7 separate regions of the Mus musculus genome follow, and all the other regions are linked to region 7. Evidence: chromatin loops called from intact Hi-C (ENCODE). Cell type or tissue: heart. All regions are shown on one strand. Region 1 overlaps Mtss1 (MTSS I-BAR domain containing 1). Region 2 overlaps Mtss1 (MTSS I-BAR domain containing 1). Region 3 has its middle 50 kb from the start of Mtss1. Region 4 overlaps Gm36617 (a long non-coding RNA gene). Region 5 overlaps Mtss1 (MTSS I-BAR domain containing 1). Region 6 overlaps Gm36617 (a long non-coding RNA gene). Region 7 has its middle 42 kb from the start of Gm36617.

Evidence for each region. A loop is a pair of places that touch in the nucleus more often than their neighbours do. Peaks named below come from ENCODE experiments on the same cell type or tissue, not always from the same donor. Only the 100,000 strongest peaks of a DNase experiment are listed, where the experiment ranks them.
Region 1: a loop joins it to region 7, with 4 times the contacts of the local background. A loop is called at or near these places in 5 of 42 quality-filtered maps.
Region 2: a loop joins it to region 7, with 4 times the contacts of the local background. A loop is called at or near these places in 5 of 42 quality-filtered maps.
Region 3: a loop joins it to region 7, with 2.1 times the contacts of the local background. A loop is called at or near these places in 5 of 42 quality-filtered maps.
Region 4: a loop joins it to region 7, with 4 times the contacts of the local background. A loop is called at or near these places in 10 of 42 quality-filtered maps.
Region 5: it touches region 7 in a loop (5-fold over the local background); 22 of 42 quality-filtered maps call a loop at or near these places.
Region 6: a loop joins it to region 7, with 2.7 times the contacts of the local background. A loop is called at or near these places in 10 of 42 quality-filtered maps.

What each region holds. Positions count from the first base shown.
Region 1 is chr15:59,052,472-59,056,471 of GRCm38, reverse strand. It overlaps Mtss1 (MTSS I-BAR domain containing 1), which reads left to right. Exons shown (of 15, transcript NM_144800.2): 3 at 1,381-1,454. Among named protein-coding and RNA genes, the nearest start is that of Mtss1, 28 kb to the left of the region's middle. In heart, a CTCF peak has its summit at 1,530; DNase peaks (open chromatin) are centred at 1,421 and 3,321; H3K27ac peaks cover 3,619 bases.
Region 2 is chr15:58,948,720-58,952,719 of GRCm38, reverse strand. It overlaps Mtss1 (MTSS I-BAR domain containing 1), which reads left to right. Exons shown (of 15, transcript NM_144800.2): 11 at 1,040-1,250. Among named protein-coding and RNA genes, the nearest start is that of Ndufb9, 17 kb to the right of the region's middle. In heart, a CTCF peak has its summit at 1,884 (motif pointing left); a DNase peak (open chromatin) is centred at 1,861.
Region 3 is chr15:59,130,218-59,134,217 of GRCm38, reverse strand. No RefSeq gene overlaps it. Among named protein-coding and RNA genes, the nearest start is that of Mtss1, 50 kb to the right of the region's middle. In heart, no CTCF peak of the experiment used is centred here; no DNase peak of the experiment used is centred here; H3K27ac peaks cover 1,425 bases.
Region 4 is chr15:59,289,511-59,293,510 of GRCm38, reverse strand. It overlaps Gm36617 (a long non-coding RNA gene), which reads right to left. Exons shown (of 4, transcript XR_875370.3): 4 at 1,560-1,930. Among named protein-coding and RNA genes, the nearest start is that of Sqle, 24 kb to the left of the region's middle. In heart, a CTCF peak has its summit at 1,837 (motif pointing right); a DNase peak (open chromatin) is centred at 1,830; H3K27ac peaks cover 537 bases.
Region 5 is chr15:58,972,310-58,976,309 of GRCm38, reverse strand. It overlaps Mtss1 (MTSS I-BAR domain containing 1), which reads left to right. Exons shown (of 15, transcript NM_144800.2): 4 at 3,750-3,834. Among named protein-coding and RNA genes, the nearest start is that of Gm41330, 20 kb to the left of the region's middle. In heart, CTCF peaks have their summits at 985 and 1,784 (motif pointing left); DNase peaks (open chromatin) are centred at 429 and 839; H3K27ac peaks cover 907 bases.
Region 6 is chr15:59,279,145-59,283,144 of GRCm38, reverse strand. The region is part of intron 2 of Gm36617 (a long non-coding RNA gene); the gene reads right to left. Among named protein-coding and RNA genes, the nearest start is that of Sqle, 34 kb to the left of the region's middle. In heart, a CTCF peak has its summit at 2,158 (motif pointing left); no DNase peak of the experiment used is centred here; H3K4me3 peaks cover 1,145 bases; H3K27ac peaks cover 800 bases.
Region 7 is chr15:59,202,356-59,206,355 of GRCm38, reverse strand. No RefSeq gene overlaps it. Among named protein-coding and RNA genes, the nearest start is that of Gm36617, 42 kb to the left of the region's middle. In heart, a CTCF peak has its summit at 1,853 (motif pointing right); DNase peaks (open chromatin) are centred at 685, 1,065, 1,865 and 3,845; H3K27ac peaks cover 3,469 bases.

The DNA.
Region 1 (4,000 bases), 150 kb after region 7:
GTCCACGGCTGGCCCATAAAATAGGGTTGATTGGCATTGAATTGAATGAGAGTAAATAAATCAAGCCAGCTTGTCAGGTATTCATCATAAGTCAGAATGAGCTATTTATAAGTCTCAGGATGTTTGATAGAGGTAACTTTTTCAATGTTTGCAGTTGATGTCAACACTTTAAAAATATGCATGAAATGTGTGCATGTGTGCATGTGTGTGTGTGTGTGTGTGTGTGTGAGTGAGTGAGTGAGTGAGAGAGAGAGGGAGGGAGGGAGGGAGGGAGGCAGGCAGGAAGGGGGAGGGAGGAAGAGAGAGGGGAGAGGGAGGAACTTTTGTTTAAAATTAAGCAGAATATATTCTTGATCTGTTAGAAACTCTCAGACCTGATTTTGAAATTTGGCTTAAAGGACCTCCTAGAAACCTCTTGTTCCACAGACACTGTTGCTGTGTTTAAGACAGACCATTTCTTTTTCTATATTCCGAACTCTAGTCTCGAGGCTTCTTCTTGTAGTGACTTTACCTTCATAGGAGGAAGGTTCAGTAGAGACTGGAGACATGTAATAAACACTTGAAGACTATATCAGTCTTCGAATTTGGTTTGAAGTCCTTGCCTGGTAGGGGACTTTTGTTGGTTTGTCATGGTTGGGATCCTGGTCATTCCTCAGTTCGTGATGTTGTAGGTCATCGAGTGCCTAGTGCGTCCATCTGGTTGTGCTTACGGGCATGGGTAAGGATTAAGGAGATTGCCAAGGCAGGAGCTAGCCTTAGTTCTCCCCAGTGTTGCTTTTAGGACTTGAGAAGATGCCTCTGAAAGAGCATCCTGTGCCTGAACAAAGCAGAACCCAGGGTTTTAGTCTTGTATGGTTGAAGATTTAGGGAGCAAGGCTGTACCTAGCTAGCACCCTGTGTCTGCAGTGGGTTGAGCTGGGCCTTGAGTCACAGTGGCAGGTCATCAGTCACTCTGGTATGAACCAGTGATCTCTAAAATGTCTTTTGACTTGTGGCCTCAGTTTTCCTTTTTTTTTTTTTTTTTGGCAGTGAAATGTTGATCTTTCTGCTCTCCAAGATTTGGTTCCCTGCCAGTTCACGTGCACATAAATTACTTTCCTACTCTCAAGCAGATGTCACCTGTGCTGTCTATACTTTAATGATACTTTCTTCTTTGGGGTAGAAACCCCTCCCTTTTATTTCTTTGCTTAAAGTTTCACTTGGTAGCTTCCACAGCCAGGCCTCCTTTGGGGTTGAGTGCTAGGGAGAGAACGCTATCTCCTGCTAGCTCTCGTCCCTGGAGGGTTCTGCTTGCTGCGGATCGGAGGCTTTAGCCCAAGAGCTGAGATGAATTTGCCAGGGAGACATTCCTCACGCTTTTGTTATCTGTTTGCATTTCAGGACAACAGTAGTAGCAGCAGCTGCCTTCTTGGACGCCTTTCAGAAAGTGGCTGACATGGCCACCAACACACGTGGTGAGCAGATGGGAGGCTGCCTTCCAGCACTGACTGGATCCAGCACGTGGGCTCTCTCTCTCCCCCGGGCGGCTTCCCGAGAAGATACGGCTCGAGTTATCAGAGCCTGGCTGACTCACAGTTTTCATATATTTTTAACTCCGTGGGGTTGCACACATTAGAAGTTGTAACTAGTTCCCCAGATAGTGAAGTGTGTGTGAAGACTAGACAAGAAAGGAAGGGAGCCACTGTTCCTTCATGAGGCGGCTTGCTGTGGGTGTAACTCGAGGGATACGCTTAGTATAGAGCCTCGAGCTGCACCTTTGTCTTGCTGTGACTCCTCCAGCAGGTTGCCTTAGGCTCTCCCATGGTACCTCCTGGAACGGGAAGTCCTGGAGATGATGATGTGGCTACTGTCCTGGGTTCTCCACAAACAAGGAATCCTTTTATGATAGGCCCAGTATCTCGAGGGCCGTAACTGTCTCTCTGTCCCCAGTCTTAGGCTGCAGACCCTGTGAACAAGAGACAGAGTCCTGATGATACCCCACTAGACAGAGTGTCCAGAGCCTAACTGATATTTAAAATATGCTTATGAAAGCAGTGACCAGAAGGTGAAATCTTTTGAAAAGATTTCATGGTTTCAGAGAATCCCAGGAATATTCGTGACATGTGAGAGGTGCCAGAAGAAAGTGGATAGTGTAGGCCCACCTTCCTCTCAGTCCCATACAACCACTCTGTCTGCCTGCTCCTTGTCTGGTCATGCTGGGCTCCCTCGTTACCTGCATAGCTGTGAACCTGCTCTAACTTTGGGTGTTTAGTGCAAAGCTGAGGCTCCTTCCCATACCTCCAGTGGTTCATCACAACCGGCGGTGGGCACTTAATTAAATATTTATAGATTGAGACTCCAGCTCCTTTTGTTGCAGGACTGTCACGGGACCACAAGAGCCAATATGCCTCCCCCTTGTCCCCAAAAGGCACACCGTTGAGTAGGGAGACTGAGATGTGTAAATAAAGAGTGCCTGTGCAGAAATAGTATGTGTGGTAAGGTAATAGCCGAAGCTCACAGCACCAGGGGAATATCGGAAAGTGAGCAATTAACCTGGTGCCAGGGAATCAGGGACATTTTCCCAGGGGAAGTACCATTTCTCCTCCTTTCTGAGACGCCAACCGCATCCCAAAAACATTCCCATGGAAATACGACCGTGACGTCAAGCATCAGACTTCCTTAACCTGGTTTGTCTGTGTGGTGAAGGTACTAACTAACCCATGTAATTTTGAAATGCCTTTAAAATGACTTAGCTTAGATGTACCTGTTGTAGAACCTTGGGGAACCTGGATTCTAAAGGAGCTTAACATGCAAACCGATGTTTGCTGTTGTGAAAATGTGACTGACTGTCCATCCGTGTGGTGTCTCTCCTTCCCCCCTCAGCCGTGTCTGGAACTGTCAGTCATACATGCGTTATCTACTTTGTGCAAGTGCCGTGGTGTGTGTGGAGGCCAGAAGCCAGCTTGCAGGAGTTGGTTCTCTTGTTTCTAACGAGTGGGTCCCATCTTTGGCAGCAGCCGAAATTACCTGCTGAGCCTTCTCTTTTTTGAGACAGTCTTAAGTAGCCAAGACTGAGTGCCTTTGAAGGCATCTGAGGATGGCCTTGAACTTCCGGTCTTCCTGCTTCTGCCTCCTGGGTGCTGGGATGACCACTGTGAGCCTCCTGCCCAGCGTGGGATTACATTCTCAAGGATCTAGAATTCAGAGCATGTTTTTAGACTTTCCTGTTAAATTACTGGGTGGGTCCTGAAGGGGCAGCAGGAAGGGTGACCCCGATTGTCTATAATTTCCTGTGGGAAGAACCTGTGGTTTTGAAGAGGCTGCTCCCAGAGTCCCTCTTGGGGGGGCGGGGAGGGGATTGGAGGGCCTGGAAATTCTCATGCTTCCAGGGGAGGGGAAACGGCAACTGTTGGAAGAGAAGCAGGAAGAGGCTCTCAGTGGAGGTAATGGGTCAGAGCCAGGCTTGGGGGCTGGGGAGGTGGGGATGTCTGCTGCTGTCGGCCTGTGTGTCACTGTGAACAGACTCCTGTGTGATGTATCTTTAAGACATTTGGTTTCAGGTTGTTTTTGCAGTACAGTTTAGAATCCAAAGTGTGGTTGCTTTCTTTTATTGGATGTGGGAACCTGTATGCCTTAAAGAATATATGGCTGATATGAGCTGTTTCCATGGTGATGGTATGAGAAACTTGGAAGTACTCCTTATTCCAACAATTTAATTTAGTAAAAAAAAAAAATTGTACTCTTTACAAAAAAAAAAAAAATCTAAAAACTGCATTTAGCCTTGCCCCTCTTAGAGATTAGGTTTAATGTCCTTGGTAATCATTTTTGTCACCCTCAGTGTGTATGTGATTCTGCATACGCCTCCTCAGATGGCCACTCCTGGGAAACGTTGAAGCCCCTTGGCTTCTGCTCCACACTACGGTACCGATACCGTTCCTCGCCGTCGCCTGTAGATGCGCCTCGCTGTGTCTAGTAGACAAATGGACTTCCAGTGCCTGGATAGAGCGAGTTCTAATTATTA
Region 2 (4,000 bases), 250 kb after region 7:
CACTGACAGGAGCTGGCTGGAGTGCCTTTCGGTCCCCAAATGCCATCTTCTGGCTAAAAATCGTAGCATTTATCCCCCCACGGCTGTTTGCTCCCCCTGCTGTGCTCACCTGTGTGTGACAGATCCCTGTGTGTGACAGATCCCTGTGTGTGACAGATCCCTGCAAGGCGTCTTAGCATCGACCAGCCACAGCCACACACGTTTGCAAACCCTGAGGCTTCCCCAGGCTTGCCAGGCTACATCCCCCCAAGGGGTTTTGTAACTGCCCTGCACGTTTTAGCTCTGCTTGCTTGCAGGTAGAGCACCTCCAGGGTCAGAGCCATTACCCTACTTCCTGCTTATTGGTTCACCGTAGAAGTAAGCAGCTTAGCACTGACTGGCTCTCCTCACCGAAAGCTGCCCATGCTGCTACACCCAGCCACACATGGTTTAACAGGGAAATGCCCACGAAGGAGTAGAGCCAGTGGTCAACTCACCATACATAGCGCTTGCACTCAGTCCCGTCCACCACCACCACCACTACCCCCGCCGCCCCCCATCCCCTCCCCCTCCGAGTTGATTGGCCGATGTACTTTGGTGGATGGAATCCACTTAGGATGGGATCCATCTTAAGCATAGGGTACCTGCCAGTGCTGTTTAGCTGTGTGGCCTCTGGTCATCTGGATCCAGGTAGTCTACCCAAGGATGTGAGACCATGTCCCTGCTTTGGACTTAGCGGTTTCTTGCTGCAGGCAGAAGAGTTCGCCCCCACTTCTTTCTTTATATCTCAAGTGTTTGTTCCCCAGTTTTGTTGGTAGGTGGCACAGTAGAGTTGGGCCTCATTGCTTTTTTTTTTTTTTTTTTTTTTGGTAAAAAGTATAGGCTCTTGCATGCTAAGACTGCCACGTAGTAGCCTCAGAGACCCGAAACCTAGCTCTCTTGCTGTTTGCCTAAAAGAACCTCTCGCTCACCAGCCCGATTGGGTCTTGGATAACATGTCCTGAGTTTGTATGCTTCTCCGGGGCAAGGAGCTGACGTTTCCTTGTGCTTTTCCCAACAGCAGCCTGAACAGCGTCAACAGCAGTGACTCCCGGTCCAGTGGCTCCCACTCGCACTCGCCCAGCTCGCATTACCGGTACCGCAGCTCTAACCTGGCCCAGCAGGCCCCCGTGAGGCTGTCCAGCGTGTCCTCCCACGACTCAGGATTCATATCCCAGGACGCCTTCCAGTCCAAGTCACCCTCTCCCATGCCACCTGAAGCTGCCAACCAGGTAAGGACGCCCTTCACCCAGAGAGCAGCAGGCACCCAGGGAGCCCTGACCACTGCTGATGGGTCATTTAAAAGAGACCCCCCCCCAAAGGGAGAGATCCTCTAAGTTGGGCTGGAAGCCTGTCTCAGCATCAGCAGTAGTTAAAAATACTGTGTTGGTTGGGTAAGCTATCACTTCTAAGTAGGTAGCCTCAAAGAGACTGCGTCTCTCCCCTGCATCCTTGTAGTACCTAAGTTGGTGTGACATTATGCTCCACAATGGGGACACCTCCTCTTCATGTCATCTCAGGTTTTTCCCCAGGGACAGAGACTCTATTGGTGAACAGTGATAACCCAAACCCTCAGTTCCAGTGAGAATGGCTTGTTAGAGCCCCCGTGGGTAACTCTGTTGGCACTTTGACCCCTTGAGGAGGAAAGATGTGTAATCTCTCCATGTACCATAGTTTGGATGACACTCACCGAGCTAGACCAGGTCTCTTGTGTGTGTTGGTGGTGTATACAACCCTTGGGGTGCCTGTTTCTTAGGGCCAGTTTGTCAGCTTTGGCTCCACACTTGTTAATTAATTAGCACAGTGTACCCAATGCTAGGACATGATTGGTGCCACCATCTATTGGGGCCCATCTCTAGCGCCACCTGCTGGAAGGCAGAGGAGTGTGGGGAGGCTGAGCCAGAGAACCTGGTTGCTCAGCCAAGGTTAGCAAGTGCAGAACCTCATATTTCAGAGCTCTTCAGCATTATTTAGCCATGTGAGCCTTTCCCCTCATTTTCCCCCTTTAGAGATGCGATTTCCCACAGAAAAACTCTGGCCTGAGCGAGCTTGGCCTGAGCGAGCTGCATTTACTTTCAGTATGTTTGTCTCAGCCAGGGTGCCTTGGCTTGGCACCCAGGGCCTCCATCCCTCTAATGTGCTCACTAAGCCATGCCTGCTGTGCTCCTACCAATCCGAATGTGGTCAGAAGGAGGGCAGAACTATTGTCTCCTTAAAGGTCACCTAGTGTGCAGTCTAGCTCTCTCTGTTTCTGATGGATTGAGAACTAACACAGTCTCGTACCCTGATAACCCTTGCTGAAACTGCAAAGCCTTTCTCTCTTCTCATGCCGCTGTTAGTGGCCCAAGCACAATTTATGCCCCAGTGATGTCTGGGGGAGCAAAAGATAGTAAATTGGGGGGGGGGGTCGGTCTCTGAGGTCTGAAAGCTTGTACTTACCTGGCTAGTTTCCAAGAGTAGGCTAGGGGAAGTGCCTGACACTCAAGCCAAGTTTGGATTTTCAACACTTACCAGGGTGGAGTGACACATGCCTCTCACCTCAGTGAACACTGGGAGGCTGCGGACGGGTGATCCCCTTGCTGGGTAGTTAATGAGGCCAATCAGTGGTTTCTGGGTTTAGTGAGAGACCTTGTCTCAAAGAAGCAGGGGGACAGGAGAAAAGGACACTAACACTAACCTCTGGCTGCTTCACACACAGCAGTAGGCTTTCTGTTTGTTTGTTTGTTACTGGATGTGGAACCCAGGGTCTGTTCTCTCTCTCTCTCTCTCTCTCTCTCTCTCTCTCTCTCTCTCTCTCTCTCTCCCCTCCCCCAACCCCCCTCTAATAAGCTCTTTGTATGTTTTGTTGGAGCTAGGTGTGGAACACACACGCACACACACACACACACACACACACACACACTCACAGAGGTGGGGGGTGCACACGCGCATACACACCAGTAGGCTCTCTGTATGTTTTGTTGGTGCTGGGTATGGAATCCAGAGTCTCTCACAGGCATGTGACCAACCATTGTCTTACATCCCCAGCCTTAGGATAGTTATAAGCCAAAGGATGCAGCAGAATTTAAAAGGGAATTATTCCTTTTCAGACAGCACAGCTGCTTGCAATCAAGTAAAGAGGAACTTGTAAGACATTTCCCAAATCGTACCAGCCAGAGGGCTCCACCTCCCCTCTGAGATAGGAGAGGGATAGAAACATGAATCTGGCGTCCTTGACGGTTGATCCAGGCACTCATAGTGCTGAAGGACCCGGTTTACTTAATCAAAATGGAGTTAAGCTAGAGTTTGTAGCTAACAGTGAGGGACTTGGAGTAAGGAGCCTGGTGTCATGAAGTAGAGAGGGCTAATGGGGAGTGGTGTGGGCTTTTGAAACCTCAGAGCCTGTCCCCAGTGACATTCCCTGTAGCAAGGGCATATTTCCTAATCCTTCACAAGCTGTTTTGCCAACTGTAGACCAAGTATTCCAATATATTAACCCACAGGACCCCTTCTCATTAAAACCACCACACTAGGCCACAGAGTTGAGGCGGCATACCAGTGACCATAAAGGCAGAGTCCCTACTACAGCAGAGTGTCAGAAGGCCAGCCACGGGGCAGGGGACTGTCAGGCACCTGGGCTTAGTGGCATCAGCACTGGCACCCGTTCCCCACATCTGGTCCTCTCCAGATGCCTCATCCTGTGGTGGAAAAATATAGACTCATAACCAGGCTTCCCTGCTCAGAATCTCCCAAGTCACTGTCTAGACAGAGAACCTCAACTCTCTCCTTAAGATGGGAGGTGCCACAGAAGCTGTGCTAGACCCAATAAGAAGCTAGGAATTAGAGCTACCATTCAGCCACTGCTTGCCTAGGGACAGTTTTGTGCAATGTACAATACCTATGGATCTATGAGGCCCGTCCCGGGTCCTTGTAGTATATTGTCGTATGCCCAAGGGCACAGAGCTTGCGGAGAGGCCCAGTGTGATGATCTGGCGTCACTCTA
Region 3 (4,000 bases), 72 kb after region 7:
AGAGCTTGCCCCGGCACATGCTGGCCCCACAACCCCACATCAGCACTGTCTCCCATCAGTCACGGAAGCCCACCCTGTCGCAATCCCACCACTAAAGGCCCCGCCCCCGTGACCCCACTAAAGGCCCCGCCCCTGTGACCCCCGCCTTAAGCTACTATTTTTATTTAGGAATATATATATGACTATATATATATATATATATATATATAAAAAGAGTGTGTGTGTGTGTGAGTGTGTGTGTCTGTGTGTGTATATGTGTGTGTGTGAGTGTGTGTATGTGTGAGTGTGTGTGTGTGTGTGAGTGTGAGTGTGTGTGTGTATGTGTGTGTATGTATGAGTGTGTGAGTGTGTGTGTATATATATGCTGGATGTAGGTTCTGAGCAACTGGCCTCTTGTCCTCTGGAAGAGGAGCAAGTGCTCTGAAGTGCTAAGCCATCTAAACATGCTCTAGCCCCAAACATGTTTTTTTTTTTTTTTCTTGTGCTGGTGACTGAAGCTTGGGCCTGCAAGGCAAGCACACAGCTCAGCCACATCTTGGCCCCTGAAATACCCATCTCTACGTCATCTCCACATTCCTCTTCCCACTTTCGACTACACCAGATGCCAGCTCTCCATCCAGCCATGCTTTTTCTCAACCCCTAAACTTTAAGTATGTCACTGTTTGGAGACTGAGTTCAGTTGCTTCTAAGCTCTGTTGGGTAGATCACAGCTGCACAGAACCCCAGCTCCAGAGAACTCTAATGCCTCTGGCTCCTTTGAGGCTCTATTAACAAATGCACATACCCACACACAGTTATACACACAATCACAGAACTCAAAGCAATATGAAAAAATACTTAAACATGTATTTGTTCCCAAAGCAGACATTAAGGGCTAAGGATCAAACCATGGTCTATGGGCGTGATGGGTAATTTTAGTTATCAGCTTGACTGGTCTGAGGGATGCCCAGATGGATGCTGAAAGACTATTTGTAGATGTGTCTGTGAGGGTGTTTCTAGACAAGCTCTGCTTCTTTGTTGAAACAGGGAGTGTAGCCAGTACTAGCTTTGAACTCAATGAGTAGCTGAGGTTGGTCTTCAACTCCTGAACTCCTTGCCTCCATTTCCTGAAGGGTGGAATTATGGGGCTGTACAACACACCTGGCTAAGATGCCCATTTGCATCCATACACTGGTAAAGATCTCCCTCCACCACAGTGGGTAGGCACCATTCATTCTACTGAGGGTTTAGAACAAAGAGGTGGCAGAGAGTAGATTTCATCTCTATATGCACTGAGTAATCTATCTTTTGCTGCCTGCCAACTCCAGTGGCCCTGGTTTTCTGGTCAGTGAGCTCAGTCTGGAACTTATTTCTGTTTGTTTTTTGTCACTCGACGAAGTCCTGACTGTCCTAGAATTCTATGTGTTGACCAGGCTGACCTCAAACTCACAGAGATCCTCCTGCCTCTGCATCCCATGTGCTAGACTGGAACTTAACGATGTGTTCTCTGTGTCTCAGCCTGAAGGCTTAGACTGAAGCTACGTCATAGCTTTCAAGTGCTTCTAGCTGAAGGTGACAGATCATGGGGCTTCTCCTACATGTGAGGCACTCTCATAAGTCTCTAATTACATGTACCCTATTGGTTCTGTTTCCCTGGAAATCCTCAGTAACACAGCAGCCTTCCCCTTTCTCACACATGCACTGTGGACATGAAATTAAGGCAGCAGACCCTCTACACCAACGATTCTCAACCTTCCCAATGCTGTGACCTTTTAATAGAGTTTTTCATGTTCTAGTGACCCCCAAGCACAAAGTTATTTTGTTGCTATTTATAGCTGTAATTTTGCTACTGTTAAAAATCATAATGTAAATATCTTATATGCAGTATATCTGATATGCAACCTCCAAAGGGGTCATGACCTACAGGTTGATAACTGCTGTTCTACAACATCTTCTAACACACACACACACACACACACACACACACACACACACACACACGACAGTAAACTAAATAAACCACATAATGTGTCCACAGTTCCTGACACAGTAGAATGTCAAAAAGTGTTTCTTTCTCATCTTATTATGTCTTATATTATAGTGTGTAGCCAATGCTCTATTTCTATAACTGTTACTATATTCAATACTATTTCTAGAGTACGAAGTCCTAACTAGAAACTGGGGCGATAGCTTAGTTAGTAAAGCATTCGCCTTAGAAGCATGAGACCTTGAGCTAAAGTTCCAGAACGTAAAAATGCCAGACATAGAGGCACATGCTAGAACTCACAGCACTGGAGAGGCTGGGACCAGTGAGCCCTAGGCCTAATTGGTGAGTTCTAAACCAGTGTATACTGACTTTATCTTAAAAAAACAAGCTGGGTCTCTGACTGCCACTCACATGCACTCCTGTGTACACCTGCACCCCTACACACACACACACACACACACACACACACACACACACACACTCACAAATACACAAAGAAGGAAAATCCAAACAGGAGTCTTGTTTCTGCATTACTTACATCTTATACACTACTACGTCTTAGTACTTCACACACAGTCAATATTTAATAAATATGCATTGGGTTGGGATGAGGTCAATAGTTAATAAATATGCATTGGGTCCAAATGAGGTCAATACATAATAAATATGCATTGAGTTTGGATGAGATCAAAGGCAAATCATTGTGAATTCACTCTTGACCTAAATTCAGTAGGTGAATGTATGTGGAGCTGGACAGATAGCTCAGTGGTTAGGGGAACTTGTTGCACTTGCCAAGGACCCAAGTTCAGTCCCCATCACACACATTGTGGCTCACAAACCCCGTAACTCTGCTCTTGGAGATCAATACTCTCTTCTGACCTCGATAGGTACCAAGCACACGTGTGTCGCACATACATATGTGGCAGGCAAAACACTTATACACATGAATAAATCTATAAAGAAAGGCACATGTTTTCTGTAATAAACTAATCAAGGAGGTACAAAGAAACCAGGAAGTGAGGGTTGGGGCTTTGAGACTTGAATTTTCCATTCTCCAACTGCGGGATTCTGGAATGGCCATTTGCTGCCTGTCAAAACTTTGAATCCTGTGTCTTTGAAGGAAGCTATTTATAGAACTTACCTCAGAGTCTCTGGGGGAAGAACAAACGAGCTTGTACAAGGCGTGGACAGCCCTTCATCACAACTATTTATGATTTTTGTGGTTGTAAGAGAAGACAATGATGATAGACAGAATTAAAGTTACCGAGGAAAGACCTGATGTGTATCTAACTCGATCATAGTCTTTAAATTCCTTAAGAGTGTTCTTTCATCATAGCACTTGTTGAAAATGCGATTGTTTAATTCAAAGAGAAATATTTTAATATAATAAATAAGGAGAGAGATGCTGGGCTTGCTTTGAACATCAATATGCATCATCTTAAGTTCTATAAACAGTAATATCCTGCAGTTGGGATGCCAAGACTGTGTCACCTTTCAATTACGAGTGTCCCATCTGAGCCTCTGCACATGTAACCTGCAAAATAGAAAAGTCATTTTTGAGGACTTCATGGCTATGATTTTGTGCCCTCAGAGTACAAATGTAATAGATAAAAGACATTTTAAGTGATTCCTTTTTGCATTAAAACTATAAAGTCAGGAAAAGAGATACACCAGCAGGTTTTTCTATCACTCCGGCAATAGGAAACAAAGCATCAATTCCGCTGTACTCTTGCTGGGAGCCGCCAAAGGAAAATCTGGGTAGAGACAGTTCAAAAGCATTAGAGAAATGCAAAGCCGTGTCTTGACTTAATCTGCCTAGCAGAGAATAGAGTTTGCATAAATAAGGTCCCAGGCAGCAAGAATTTAATGGGTCTGGACTCAGGAATCAAAGGCATGCAGAGAAGGTCTGAGGCTTTGAGCTTGACCCACCCATGACTTGGACAAAGGGCCAGGAGCAATAATAAGGCAGTGTGGGGAACAAGAGGCCACCATGGATCTGTGCCTAATGCTCTTCTGTGTGTCTAGCCTCGCTGG
Region 4 (4,000 bases), 87 kb before region 7:
GTGAAAGTCCCTGGGCAGAGCATATACAAACCATCACATTCCACTCCCTGGCTTGTTCAAACATGAGTCTTTGGGGCTCATACCTAAACATAGCATAATAAAAATACATTGATTCTAACTTACAAAGCCCCTATAGTCTATAGCAGTCTCAACTGTTAAAAGCCCAAAGTTCAAGGTCCTGTCTGAGATTCATCCAATCACTTAATCCCCAAAGCAAAAGATAGGAAACCAGCTGGGCAACTCCAAACTCTGCATCTCCACGTCTGATGTCAAAGCGGTCTTCAGATCTCCAACTCTTTTTTTCCATTTTTGTTGACTGCAACCAACTTCTTTCTCCCAGGCTGGTTCCACTCCGTTAGCAGCTTTCCTCAGCAGATAGCCCACGACTCTGGCATCTTCAATGTAACTTCAATGTTACAGCTTCTTGTTTCAGTGTTTGGGATCCACACATGATCTTCTGAGCTCCTCCAAAGGGCTTGCTTCACTTCTCCAGCTCTGCCCTCTGTAGCACTCTAAGCTCAGGTTGATCCACTCCACTACTGCTGCTGTTCTTAGTGATCATCCCATTATACTGGCATCTCCACTATGCTAGGGTCTTCTGCTGCAACTGGGCTTCACCAATAGCCTCTCATAGGCTTGCTTCATAATGCCAAACCTCAAATCCTTTGCATGACACCTTCAATCCTACACTGGGGCATCGAGCCTCCATACGACCAAGAGCCTCCTCTCCCATTGATGCCAGATAAGGCAGGTCTGCCATCCAAATATTCAGGAGGTAGAGGCAGGAGGATTATGAGTTTGAAGTCATCAAGGTCACCAAGATACTGTCTTAGAGAGGAAGAAAGGAAGAAAGAAAGAAAGAAAGAAAGAAAGAAAGAAAGAAAGAAAGAAAGAGGAAGGAAGGAAGGAAGGAAATATATATTGAGTCAGAGCTTTCTAAAGGGACTAAAGCACTACAAATAAAAAAATTGTTTTCTAGCATAGGAAAAATAGCCAGAGTATGAATAAGGTTAAAGAGCAAACCACTAGCTGGCTTAGAAACAAAACACAGACAAGGGGTTTAAACTAGTGTCTGGAATACAACTAGGAGAACAATTTAATAAAAAAGCACGAACAGAGAATTATTCTCTATTCTCTATTGTTCTGCAAATAATGCTGAAACTCTGGGACAATTTCTATCCTCAGATAAACAGAGATTTGAAAAGCACAACCACATGCAGTTTTGGCCAGACCTTGGGCGGGGCGGGGGGGGGGGGCCCACAGTGCGGGAAGGAACAAAACACATTTTCTTACCAAAATCCCAACTTTTTTCCCCCTTTGCTATAGCAATTCAGCTTCTACAGAAAACTCTTCAGACATTCATGTGAAAAAGTTCTGTCCCCAGGTGGAAAGTTCTTGAAACAAATCACTAAGTGGGCAAAGTGGACTATGGCAAATTTGATGTATTGCTAGTATTCTGTTATGGGAGAATTGAGACAGATTCCGAATCTATATTCCTTATTTGTTGCATGTGGAATAAATACCAGCATTTACATGTTGGGTATAAGATATGGCAGATATAGATGGTGGCAAGCCATGATCAGTATTTATTCCTTGCTCAAAACCACGTCAACAGTAGTTTCAATCAAAGGTCCCTGAGTTTTAGAGGACCTCACATGGCTACCCCATTTACTGGATCCGAGTATTCACATGACCAGTGAGATTTTCAGGATGATTTAACTGCTTGGCTGTGGGAAGTCCATGGAGCAGAGTCTAATCTTGAGCTTCTCTCCTGTTTGCTTGGAGAGCCGCTTTGCTTAGTGATCTTAGCTGCAAAGGATTCTACACTGTGTCAGCAGGTGGCTCCAGAGGCAGCTGTTTGTAAGATGGCAACAAAATGAAAGCAGTGTTGCAGAGCAAGCTGACTGCTTAATCTCATGGTCTACAAACACTAGAAAAAAACAAAAGCAATATTGTGTAAATGCTATGTAACTCAGACAAACCTGGAAGTAATAGAGGATTATGGCCACAGATACTCTCTAATGTGAGTCACATTATATAACTACAATTATGTAATTATGTGAAGTGTGTATTATATGTATTGGGAGAGAAAAAACGTGTGCAAGAATGAGAGGGGCGAAAGGAGAGAAGGAGGGAGGGAGGGGAGAGAGAGGTTTAGAGGGCAGAGGAGAAGGTTAAATTTTCTAATAAATTTATTAGTCTCAAATGTTCTCAACCTAGCACCCATCCACTACATGCCAATCTCCTGCCAGATGTCAAAAGACCAAGACTGGACAGTCCTGATGATGTGCAGGAAAATTCTAACTCTTGGTACCATACAGGTCTCTACACAAAGTCAGGTCTTTATACACAGACCTGGGAGAGGTGGGCACTGAGAGTGTCCTTTCCCCTTATAATCAACCACTCACAAAATTGACCTCACCTCCTAGGAGTCCATTTGCCTTGGTCAGCCCCAACCTCATGTCACACCCAGGTTAACCTCACTTCACACCCAGGTTATGGTGGAGGATGTGGGAGGAGCAAGACTATTTTTTCGGGATAGCATTTGAAACATAAATGAAGTAAATACCTAATAAAAAAATTGGAAAGAAAAAAAAATAAAGGCATGCACCACTAACCTGGCCCCCTCCTGTGGCGTTTTGTCACAGTAGCACTAGAAAACTAAGAAAGGAACAGAAATAGGAATACCCCTCAGAAGTGCAATATAGTTGCTTTTGCATGTTTCAGAAATGACCAGCACCAATGGTGCCTAGAGTCTGGCCAGGGTTCCTCACTGTGCAATCTGGACGAGTCTTAAGAAAAGGATACCCACCCTATTCCAACAGTCTTTATGAGACATAGTCCAGGCTTATCAACAGCAAGGCTCTGAGGCCCATTCAAGTTTCCATGTGTTTATAAAGTTCGCATTTGGCCTCACTTCACCTGAGATATACCATGCCTAACTTATCACAGAGAGGTGACCACAAAGGGACAGATTTGGGTGATATTTAGTTTCTGCTGTTCAAAAGTCAGATTTGGCTACAAGATACTAATGGCATCCTTGGAAAACATATTGCCTGAAGTCCTCCGGCATGTTGAGGGCTTGGAGCTCAGTCAAAGGGTTCTTCCTAGGGGAGATAGTGCAGGAAGTGGGTCTGGGGTGGACAAGGCTTTGGCTGAAGGTGAAGAACTTTACATTTTTAAACATAACTCTGAGAGGGAGGAACCGTTGGCTCCATTTTCCTTTCATTACTATCTTGCCTAAAAATTACACTCCAGCCACCTACTATCTGACATTGCATCTTAGATTAGTTGTGTGTGTGTGTCTGTCTGTCTGTCTGAGTACATGTGTGCTATGCATATGTGTGAGGATATACTTGCTGTGAATATGAACCTGTGTGAAGATCACAAGTCAGTATCTAGAGCCCAGCGTGTTTTCCTGGGTCACTCATTCTCTCTGTTGGATTGGCAAGATGAGCTGGCTGTTTGCCTCCAATCACTTTACTGGCTGGTCTTGTAATACCAACTTGACACAAGTTGGAATTATCACAGAGAAAGGAGCCTCCCTTGAGTGTGTGGGGCAATGGGCTATGCACAGACAGCTTGGTCTCCAGTCGAGTTGGGAGGTGGAACCCCGGTAGAACATGATGGATGGTAATTCCCACCTACATGGGACAGTAGGTGTTCCCTCATGTCTCCTGGACCCTGGCTCCTGTCAAAGTTACTGTCCCCACAGCCCCCACAGGAGAGGCTCATGGCTTTCAGTCATGTACACAACGTCCCAAGCTTCTGACCTTCAGTCTAGACTCCTCCCAGTTACCTAGCAACAGCAAGATAACAGCCCACTATAAGAGGGGCTATTTAGCCCCTCCTCACTCTCTTCCTCTCTCTTTTGTACTCTCTAGCCTTTCTTCTCTCTCTCTCCTTTTCCCCCTTCTCTCCTCTTGGCCATGGCCGGTCTCTCCCTCTTTCTACCTTCTCTCTTTCCCCCTGCCTTTCTACAATAAAGCTCTAAAACCAT
Region 5 (4,000 bases), 230 kb after region 7:
AGAGAGAGAGAGAGAGAGAGAGAGAGAGAGAGAGAGAGAATTTGAGTTTAAGTTCGTATGTGTGAGTGTGTGCCTTGGTCTGTTGTGGGTGTGGTGGCACTGCTTTTAATCCCCTCTAAGGATAAGGAGCTCATTGGTCAGCCTCCTGGTTCAGTGAAAGACCTTATGTCAAAAAATTAAAAAAAAATAATACAGAAAACAAATTGAGAAAGATGCAAGTCTCTTGTGTTCACACACGTATCCCTAAGGAATAAAGCAAACAAACAAACAAACAACCCAAATGAATTGTTGGTCCAGCCTCCAAATAACAAATATTCCCTCATTCAAGAAGTAAGGTCTTGTCCACCCTTGCAGGGTGGCCAGGTGTCTAAACCAGCCATGTGTAATGCCATAAATCCTCCCATTGTCAGGTTGGCCCTCTTCCAGATGTCTCCTCTGACTCTGTAGCTCCAGCCAGTTTCCTCCAATTCAAACCTGCTGAGGTCAGGAAAGCATCAGCTGTTGCTAAGCACTTAACAGAAAGGTCTGTTTTTAGGGTGACCCACACATGCCAGTATCAGCAACACTGGGTTATGGGGTCCATAGGGAATGTCCTCTGCCTCCTGCCCCTGTGCCAGTTACACAGATACTGCTGGTAGGAAGTTTTCTTAATGTCTTTTCATTTCCTGGCCTCTCTGTGGCTCCCTGTGCTGAGGCACAGTGGTGGGCACAGGCGTTACGTTCAGAAACTGCATGGAATCGGCCCATAGCTTGATTGCTTCTGTTAGGCACTGAAATAGTAGGACAGAAAAGATGGAAAAATGGAGCGCAGGGCCTGGCTGTCAGCACGGTCCTTTCCAACCCCTCATCTCTCCTCAAGGACACGGAAGTGGCAGTGGCGGTTGGCCCTGAGGAAGAGAGTCACACCACCTGGCTCTCTGCACTCCCATTTAGCACCTCGTAGACTTCTAGACTCAAGAACCAAACTCTCAGAGCCGGCTGAACAAACACCACCCCCTACAGTAGCTGTTAGATGAGGACTTCGGGCGTCCTCTGGGCCCTGCCGTCTTTTTAGTTGTCGACTATCTGAAGTATCACATAGCTGACTACAGCTGAATGCACATACCCGGACGATTCCTCCTGCTTCAGTGGCATTAACTAATCCTGTAACCTTGGGCAGGTTGTTTAAAGTACTTACTTCTCCCGTCTCCGAAATGGGCACCGCAGTGTTGTCAACACAACTGAGAATATTGTGAGGACTGACTGATTTAATATGTGAAAAGTACTTAGACGCTCTAAGCAGCACCCAAGTGACACATAATTCTATTTTTAAATAGCTGTATCCTATTCGGTTGGGTGTCTGTGCCCCACGGTTCATTTAACTAGATGATTATAATGGGATTTGTGAGGTGGTAAACATTTCCATCATTGTCCTCCCAGGTAAGGATTCGCCGTTTTTCTTCATTATTTCCTCAGATTAAGTTCTTAGTATATGAGTTGCTGGGTCCAGGAGAGGATGCTATTTTTAGGGCCTTTCTTGATAGCTGCTGATTTCCCCCCAGGAAAGCCTTAGTCTGCCTTCCTTGCAGCGGGGAATAAGCGGGCCAATATCCTGTGTAGTCACGTTATTAACTTTTAATCAAATGAAGGAGCAGGGAAAAGAGATCTTTTCCTGGGGGATAAAGCGGTCCTCATTCCTCACCTTTGTTCACAAGGAATAAAAAAAAAAAAAAAAAAAACACGCTAAAAACAGGCAGATAGGAAGACAGCTGGAGTATGTGAGAATAGCGCCCTCTCGTGGTAATCCCTGGGAAGGCACAAACACTTTGTAGAATGCCAGGTGGTTTTGTTTGTTTGTTTGTATTTTTGTCTGTTTTTTTTTTTTCCCCGGGGGTGCGGTAGGGTGGAGTGGGGATGGGTGACGGGTTGAATGTATCTGACACTGGACTTGAACTTGCTATATAGTTGAAGAAGACTGAATTTTTGACTCTCTAGCATCTATCTCTTGAGTGTGAGGAGTATAGGTGTGTGCTACTATGGTCGTTTCATGGCGCCCAAATGTGTCATAACATGCTAGGCAAGCACTTTCCTGACCGGCCTCCATCCTCAGCAACCCAAGGCACTAGTTAGATGTCAGACCAGCCTTGGGTTCACATTTGGGTTTTTTGCTGCAGCTTTTACAGCAACGGTTAGCAGGGAAGTGTAACTTTTATTCTTCTGGGAAAATCTGGAGGTAATTTTCAGTACTCAAGTCTGAGTATTGGATGGGGGTCCTGCTACTGACTCTGTGTGGGCCCAGACCTACATGTTGTTGACTGAATGGACTGGGTGAGCTCCCTGAAAATGTAGCCTCGTGTGTGTGTGTGTGTGTGTGTGTGTGTGTGAACAGTGTCTCACTATGTCTTCCTGGCAAGTCCAGAGCTTGCTGTGTAGACCAGGCTGGCCTGCAGCTCACAGGATCTGCTGCCCTCTGCCTCCAAAGTGGAAATGCTACCCATTCATTCATTCATTCATTCATTCAGATTTGGTTAGCCCCAGCTGGCTTTGAACTCACAGTGGCTGTGGTGGCTTTGAACCCCTTGCCTCTGCCTCCCGGGCTCTTTGAGTGAATGACTTGTGCCGCCGTGCTCAGCCGAACTATTACTACTTAGTAGTCACTACTTTACCGTCATTTGCTTGTCATGAGCTCAGAGCTTGCAGAATAAAATGGAAACCGAGGGGGGCTGAACCAACAGACAAACATTTCTGTAGAGAAGATAGAACAACATGTAGCATGTGTCATGTCATGGGTGTACACATATAATGTCATGGATTTTCATAAGAGTGGTTTCCCCTCCCTGGTGATTTGGTTAATTGTGTCTTAAGTTCCTGTGGCTTTCTCTTGCTGCCCAGAGAATAGTGTTTTATTTGACACTTACCCAGTTTCACAAGCTTTGCATGTGTGTTTTCCTAACATCATTGACTGTGCCTTCCAGGGTCCTTATGCAATTCTGATCTGAGGTTACAATCCATTCTCCACACATCCCAATAGATTCTGATTCAAGAATTTTTCCAGAAGTGGGGAGGGACAGAAGGCCTTAAAAACTAATCTGGGGAAGGGTGCGGTGCGCCCGAAGGGAAGGCATGCAGAGAATCTTGGGAAAATCAAAACATGCCTTAGCTCCCTCCCACACGTGTGGAACTCTAAGATCTAGGTCACCAGTGTCCAATGAGAAAATATACCATGACTTTATATTACCCTAGAATTGCACGGACCCTGAAATAATGAACCACAGTGGTCCTTAGCTCTTCCAAAACAGCTTTGAGGGTCGTTTGGGCAGATGGGGTGGGATGGGGTCAGGGATTTTTGGTCATCTTTCATGAACAATAATTGTGAGTGTGTGCGTGCATGTGTGCGTTAGACAAAATCTCCAGGAGTCCTTTTCCTCCACCATGTGTTGAATTCAGGTCACTGGCCTTGATTTCTGACTCACAACCAAAAGTACAAAATGAACGGGGACTCTCAGAATAGGAAACATTACATAGGACTGTAGTACACACACCACGTGACATCGTGTGTTTGCATATGCACACATGTGCAATGGGAAGTTCTGAAGGCAGCATCTCAGGTTGGCGACGTCACGTGAGTGTGCTTGGTCTTGGACTCGTGTGTTTGCATATGCACACATGTGCAATGGGAAGTTCTGAAGGCAGCATCTTAGGTTGGTGGCGTCACGTGAGTGTGCTTGGTTTGGGACTCCTGCTGATCTGGGCCTCCTTTGCTTTGCCAGGTGGTACCCGGGAGATCGGCTCAGCTCTCACCAGAATGTGCATGCGGCACCGGAGCATCGAGGCCAAGCTGAGGCAGTTCTCCAGGTGACGAGCATCCCCTGCCCTGTCCCAGAGGGTTAGGTTAGGGACGCGGTGATGTGGCATGCTCCCCTTTACAGCACCAGTCTCCCAGTAGTGTTTAAGCCCTTACAACCCATTCTTTCCCCTGCTGTTCAGTCAGCTGCTGTGTGCTAGGGATGGCTCCAGTACT
Region 6 (4,000 bases), 77 kb before region 7:
GTCCATGTGTTTGTGTGTCTGTGTGTATGCTTATGTGTGTGTCCATGTGTCTCTCTGTGCATGTGTATTTGAGATGATGTGTATGCTTATGAGTGTGTGCACACGTGGCTGTGTGCATGTGGGGGGTCAGAGGTCAGTGTCAGGTGTCTTTCTCAACTGGCTCTTCACTGTAATTTTTGAGATAGGGTCTCTCACTAACTCTGGAGCCCCTTGATTGGCCAGCCAGTAAGTTCCAAGGATCCCCTGACTCCACTTCCATGTGGCAGTGCACACGCGGTGCATCGCTGGGCCTGGATTCGGTAAGTGCTAAGCATCCAGAGCCAGGTCCTCACGCGTGGGTGGCAAGCACGTTACTGATTCAGAATATTTCCAGCCCCTCAGGTAAAACTCTTGCACTCATCTAAGCCTCATCTCTCTCACAATGCATCGTTCTGTCTGTTGGCGTGGATACAGTAACCTCGGAGGGTGTCTGTGTATCAGGCCAGAGGCAGAGTGCCTGCCATGCTGTAGATCAGAAGTTCTCAACCTGTGGACCCGGACCCCTGGGGGGGTCAAAAGATCCTTCAGCGGGGGTCACTGAAGACCATCAGAAAACACAGATACTATGATTCATATAGTATGCGATTGTGGTTCATTACAGTAGCAAAATTAATTAAGTAGCAGACAGTAATTTTATGGTTGGGGACATCACAACCTGAGGAACTGAATTGGAGGGCCGCAGCATTAGGAATCTTGAAAAGCACTGCTGCAGACGGATGTCTTACAATTAGAAAGTGGTAGACACTATTAGAAAAAAATGGAACAAAGGGTCTCTGGCCTGACGGTAACATCACCTTGGGGTGTGTAGTCTGACCTGGGCGTGATGATTAATAATATAAGACATGGTGCTAACCTATGATTTCCTATTTATAGTCTCAGTTCCTTTCAAAGTTATGACCATATCAGAGCCAAGATTTCCCACTAATTGCAATTTTTTTTCAGAACACTTGCTTTGCTAGGAAAAATGTGACTATCCAGTGCACTGGTGCTCATATGGAGTGGGTGGGGCGGTGGGTGGAGGGCCTGGATGCTCGTGGAAAATTTCAAAGTATGGAGAGTTTGGTTTTCGTTAAGTACCTACCAGCCAGCCAGAGAAGAGGAAACAAGGTCACTTAGCTCCTTAGAGACGGATGAAGCAGGGACTCAGTTCCCACAGACGCATCTCTGAAATGCCTGCCTCGCCTCCCTGGCTCACAAGCTGTACCTCAGTGCAAACTCGCCGGCATAGCTCTTTAGCTCGTGGATCTGAACGACCTCATCCATCTGAGACTCCCCTCGGACACTGCTTATCTACTTGGGAACTCCTGGAGACAGTTGCTCGAGAGCCATTTATGGGAAGTTTGGCCAGAACCTTTAGCGGCATGGAGATGCCTGACCTTTCCAAAAATACACTCTCCACCCCTACCCTCTCCACCTTAGCATCCCAACCTTTCTTCACTTCCACCTTCTCTTTCCCTACATGCCATGCTTACCTTCTTTAACCCTACCCTGGACACCCCCACTTTCTCAATTCCTACACTCATCACCCCCACCCTAACCACCCTTACCCTCTTCACCTGTCCTCTCCATCTGCATCCTCTCCATCTGCATCCTCTCCATCTGCATCCTCTCTACCCTATCCTCTCCATTTCTAAACTATCCATCCTTACTTTTTCAAACCCTACACTCTCCATTCTTACCCCCTACACCCATAGCCTCTCCATCCTCTACTTTTTCACCCCTACACCTCCTCCACCCCACCCTCTCCACCTCTGCCATCACCATCTCTACCCTCTCCATCCCTTGGGGCATACAGTAGTTCTCTACTACAGTGTCGGGGGACCACCTTACTGAGTTGTTCGCCTGCTTTCCCATTCAGTTAGAAACTTGGTGTTAGATTTGGTGAAAGCGCCCTTCTGAGCTGGGCTTATGGACTCCTCATAGATACTAGTGAGTGAATGACTCATGTCCATGTGTGTTGTGGGGTGGCTAGACAGAAGCAGGAGTCATCCAGAAAGAAGAAACCTCACTCCCGGTGTGGAATGACCAACATCAGATTGCCCTGTAGGCAGGTCTACGGAACATTTTACTGATGATTGCCTTAGAGGGCCCATTCCACTGTGAGTGGTGCCATCCTGTGGTCGCGGGTGGCATAAGAAAGCAGGCTGAAGCCTGATGTGGTGGAGCACACACACCTTTAATCCCAGCACTCGGAAGGCAGAGGCAGGTGGATTTCTTTCTGAGTTCGAGGCCAGCCTGGTCTACAAAGTGAGTTCCAGGACAGCCAGGGCTATACAGAGAAACCCTGTCTGGAAACAAACAAACAAACCAAAAACACAAAACAAAAAAGAAAGCAAGCTGAGTAAACCACAGGGAGCAAACCAGTAAGCACCCCTCCGTGCTTCAGTTCCCGCCTCCAGGTTTTTGCTTTAACACCTGCCTTCCCTTGGTGATAGCCCCTCAAGGTGATATAAAGCCTTTCTCCCCCGAGTTACTTTTGGTCCCGGTGTTTGTGATAGAAAAAAAAAAAAAAGTAGCAAGTATAAACCCAAGAAAGTAATGCGAAGGCCTGGATCGGGGGTAATTGCTGAAATCGGAGGCAAACTGACAGGCGTTGAAAAATTAACGTGGCTGCCCAATATAGGTACAGAAGAAATAGTAATGTGTTGTTGTTGTTGCTGTTGCTGCTGTTTCAGCTGCCATTGTTTGAAGGACTCCAGATGTATCCCTTTAACAGTGAAAAAGACCATTTACTCTCAAGCGAGTCTGCAGCCTGCTGGGAGGCGGAGAACAAGAGACAAACAATAAGTAGTTCCGGTTGTGGTTTAGTGGTCTGAAGTAAACAAAAGCACCAAGGAGACAGAACAGCTGGCAAAGGTGAAGCAAGAAGACTCCGTGGGGAGGTGACATTTCAGCTGAGACCCTCAGGACTGGCCAGTGCAAATGTCCGGAGTGCGGAGACGCAGATAGGCTGGAAACTTAACAGGGGAGTCAGACCAAAGCAGGTTCACGGCATCATGGCGTGGAGAGGGAGAATGAGGCAGCCGAAGAGGTCAGATCACTGAGGACACTGACGTCAGGGAAAGAGCCTGGGGCCACTGTGTGTACACTGGGAAGCCCCCCGGGGGGGGGGGTGTTTGAGCAAAAGAATGATGCGTTCCAATTTGTGTGTTGAAAAGATCATCTGGGGCAGGAGTCAAAACCCACAGTGGGTGGAGCCCCATTTCCAGAGCCGATGGAGCATCCGATCAATTTCCAAGGAGAGTCGGGAACTAAGAGCTCCCGGCCCCGCAGGAGTGTATAAGCTTTTTGACTTCCAGGCTGGCTGATTTTGAAATCCGTATGCTCTGAGAATCCTTAGAGTTTGCAGCTCTGTTTTGGGAGTGTGGCAATAAGGTAGAGAAAAGGATAAGGAACTCTAAGGCTCAGACTAGGGGGAGGTTGCTAGCTGAGGGACAGAACACTCCCCAGGTCTCTGGGGCGCAGGGGGGGGGTGAGGGGAGGACCTGCAGGTTTGGACTTGAGAATCGGAAAGTCTTGAGAAGCAGAAAGGAAGAGAGAATGGGCGCTTTTGTATCTAATTACACCCATTTAGTTGTCTAGGCAGCCCCTTTATCACCATGCACTTTGCAGCTCAGCTCTTTCAACAGGGTCTAATTACCTTGCCTAATTACCACCTTAACGTCACTTACCACCACTCTCACTCTCTTCCCTCGGATCCCGCAAGCAGGGCCCTCTGCGGGCAGTGGGATTTTATGAGCAAGTTAAGATGCCACTGTGCAAAGCAAGCTTGGGAAAGACTGTATTCTAATAGGTATTAGTTAGGGAAGCACTTGGTACAGCAACCCACAGCCTTTAAAACACACACACACACACACAAAACTTGGGGCAGTTGTAGAATGGAAACCAATGTGAAAGCAAGCAGAGAACCATCTGAGACTCTGATCTTAATTTTTCCCGGCTCCAGAATGTGATTCTGCCA
Region 7 (4,000 bases):
GCCTGACACAGGTGGCTGTTCATAACAGGTACTATAAATAATGAATAACCGTAGATAGAGAGAATTCCCCAAGTACAAACTGTAGTTGCATGGAGTTGCTGGGTTAAAGGCCAATGGACTTGTACTTTTTAATAACAACTGTTAAATTGTACATTATAAAAATTACATTAACTTACACTCTGGCCAAATGCGTATAAAAGGTATGTTTCAGAATTTTAAAAATTGGAACCATACTTGCACATATATCCTTTTGTTGACCTACTATGTGACAAGCATATGCTAATTATTATCTTGTTTAATGTAACCTTTCGGTATAGTTGTAATTGGTCCCATCCTCAGAGTGGAAATCTGAGATTCATCGTTGATGGCAGAAAATAAAAGAAAGGGGAACATTTGCTCCTTCTATGGCCCCTACTGGTCTTCGTATTTCATCCAGAAGTCAAGAAACAGACGTGGCACTGGTCGGAGCTTGGTCGTAGAACACTCTCAAGGTTGTGCACAACCCTGGGTGCAGCCTGACCTGGATAGAGTCCTTGTCCTGAGAAACACCATCCTCTACGGAGCACTTCATTCTGCCAGACACATCACCCTGACAAATCCTCACATGTCCCACGACACAGGCTCTGTTATCACCTTCCATTTTCAGGAATGAGAAACTCTGAGGCTGGCACGATAAGTGCCTCTGGGTCAAGGTTACCCAAAGCATAATCAACAGTCCCAGGCTTGATCCCAAGCTGGCTACAGCAACCCACCCTTTTCCTAACCCACATGGAGGTCACAGCCTAGAAGCTTCCAGAACACAAAGACCTTGGCAGTCATCTATAAGACATCAAATTTATGATTGAGGAAAATGGAGAGCCAGAAGAGGAGGGAAAAGCCTGTTTAGTGGCTGCCCTGGACAGATTCCCTTCTCCTGATCCCCAGACAGTACCTTTTTATTCAAACATTGCTGTCATTTACATTTATGTGCCTGGGACAGCCTCAGCCCTGACCATGACAGAGTGTGACATCTGTTCTGTCCCAGACAGTGGCACAACAACAGACGTGCCGGATACAAGTCACAAGTCAGCTAGAACACCACTTGCCAGGGGGCCTGTTGTCTACCTGGTCGGTTCTAGCCAAGGTTCAGAGAGCCTGGCTTCTTGAGTTACCATTCCTATGCACTTCCTGCCACTTGTATACTGACAACTGAAGCTGGCATGACACCCACATCTGCTGGGTGCCAATCACTATGATTAAGTTTGTTGCTCCACATACTCCTACCTAACCACAGCTAGCAGCTCAGGGAGGTTAAGTGACTTGTCAGATGGGACAGTCAGTGAGGGGCAGACCTGAGTTCCTAACCTAAATATTTTTATGATTAGGTTGATCCCCGACTTTTTAAAAAATTTATTATTATACATAAGTACACTGTAGCTGTCTTCAGACACACCAGAAGAGGGCATCAGATCCCATTGCAGATGGTTGAAAGCCACCATGTGGTTGCTGGATTTGAACTCAGGATCTTTGGAAAAGCGGTCAGTGCTCCTAACCGCATAGCCATCTCTCCAGCCCCCAATCCCCGACTTTTTAGGAGCAGGATGGCACAGTGGTTAGGAGGTCGTCTTTGAAGTTACAGGAACTGATTCTCCCACTTATTTGATGAACATGGATCAATTCCAGCTTTCAAAAGCTTAAAGATATCCCTTAACCAAGGACATATTTACACTTGGGATAATGACACCATTACTTACAAGAGCCCAAAGACGAAGCTCCCCGGTGGCAATCTACAGAGGCATGGAGGGACAAAGTGTCCTTTACCTCCATTTGTTATAGTTTGGATAAGTGTTCCTTAACAAGGACAGTGTGCTGAAAGTCAGTCGCCAGCTGGTGGCACTGTTTTCGAAGGTTCTGGGAGGTGCCTGGCTGGGAGAAATGAGTCATTAAGGAGCTGAGTTTGGGGGCTATGTCTCATCCTAGATTAATATCTGTCTCTCCCTCTATCCCTATCCACCCCACCACCACCATGTCCTCCTGTTTGCCATGTGCTGAGTAGCTTCTGTCACGTGTCACCACTGCGTTCTGCCATTTTCCAAATCTAGCGGAGCTGAGGGCTACCGTCTGAAATTCTCTTCCTGGTGTTGTTTATGTGGGATAGTTTATCACACCGGCGCAAAAGCAAATACACCATACAAAGAACAAAAAACAGAGCGAAACGAGGATGGAATTTGAGAACATCACACTGAATGAAACCAGACACACAGGCACGCACGCATGAGAGACATTACTAACCTAACCCCATCTACATAAGGTCTGTCAACCTCTCTGAGACAGAGAGCAGGATGGGGGCTGTGAGGAGTGAGGAGAAGCAGCGTGGGAGTTATGGCATGGGTGTGGCGGTCCAGGTTGTTAGACAAAGGGAACTGTGTAAATGTTATGGCTGTGGTCATCAACAGTGAGAGCCGCTTTAATGCCACAGACATCTGAAAGTGATTCAAGAGGCAAGTTTGATGGTAGCTATATCTTATCAAAATTGTTTTTAGAAGGAAAAAAAATCATGTCTGTTTTGAAGAGCTGTGAAAAATTAAGAGACCGTGTTCATCGGGGCTTAACCCTCAGTGGGCACACCCACGGGCTGAAGCCGTGTTCCTGCCATCAGTAGCTGCTGGATCTGCAGAGACATCCTGGAGTCCTCTGTCTCCCAGGCAGGGGGGCGAGGGGGAAGTGCCTGTCCTCTTCCATCCTTCACTGGATGTTTGTGAGCCACAAATGAAATCCTGTGTGTGAAAATGCTTATAAACTGTTAGAAAGGAAAAGAAAACAGCGAAGCTCCTGATGGAGGTGTGATCACCGCATCTCCTCGCTAGCTGGGCCTTCCCTGTCTTCCCCCCTTTTACACCTTGTATTTACCCCGTCTGCGAGTGTCTGTCCCAGCTTGCTTGCACTCAAGGGGTGATTCCTTCGGGTCTCTCTCCTCTTCATCTGTCTGTGGAGTCGCCAGTGAAAACTTTGCTTCCTTACAGGTTTCTAGAACCCAATGCAGCACCCGCACCCTCCAAGGGGAGCGCCATTCATTTCTGCTGACATCAGCATAGTCTAAGAGACTTGAACATCCCTTCAGATAATTCTAGCCGAAGACCCGAGGAAAGCAGCTCAATTCTGCTTTGTGGAGTGGAGTCCCCTTCCAGGCCTGAACAGCCCAAAGTGTGTAACTGCCCAGTCCCAGACAAACACAGGCTCTTCGAGTTAGTGAGCATTGCCCTCTGGGGAATCAAAGGAAGGGGAAGAAGGGACAATTCTAGGCCTCTGAGGAAGAGGAGGAGGAGGAGGAGGAGGAGGAGGAGGAGAAGGAGAAGGAGGGGACTTTGGGACACAAGCAGCCTCATTGTATCCAACGGTTTTCATTACTCGTTTGAACTCCTATGGAGTTTCTCAGGCTTATTTGAGAATCTAACTCGGCTATCTGAACTGGAAAAAGAAAAAGAAAAAGGAATAAAACCCCTGCCCTGTGGGAGTAGACCTGGCTGCTGGGTGGGCTGTGGAACCTGTTTGTTCACACAACAGACAGGGAGCCCAAGGAGATGGGCTGGCCTGAGGTCTCTGAGGGAGTCTCCAACCTGGAACCCCGGCTCCGGAGGCCCCCAGGTGAAGGAAAGGCTGAGTGCTGGGGAGACTGGAGGAGCAATCACAGGTTCTCCTGGGTAGCAGGGTGGCTACCTCTCGAACCAAGCTTGCCCTTCTGACTCCAGATCAGAAGTACCACCGCCTCTGTGTCATCCATCCTTCCTTCTGACTCACAGTAACTCTGCCGCATGTCCTACAGAAGGGAGTGCTGATCCACCACGGAAAAGAGGAAGAGAATGTGCTGAGATGACATGAGGAGCTTTCTTACTCAAAGGAACACGCTTAGTCAGACTGTCACGGATCCACGAAGGACTTTCTCCTCAGGGGAGGAAAAGAAAATAGCGGCCACCGCCCTTCCCATTCACAGTGCGGTCTGTGCAGGAGCTCAGCGCACCTC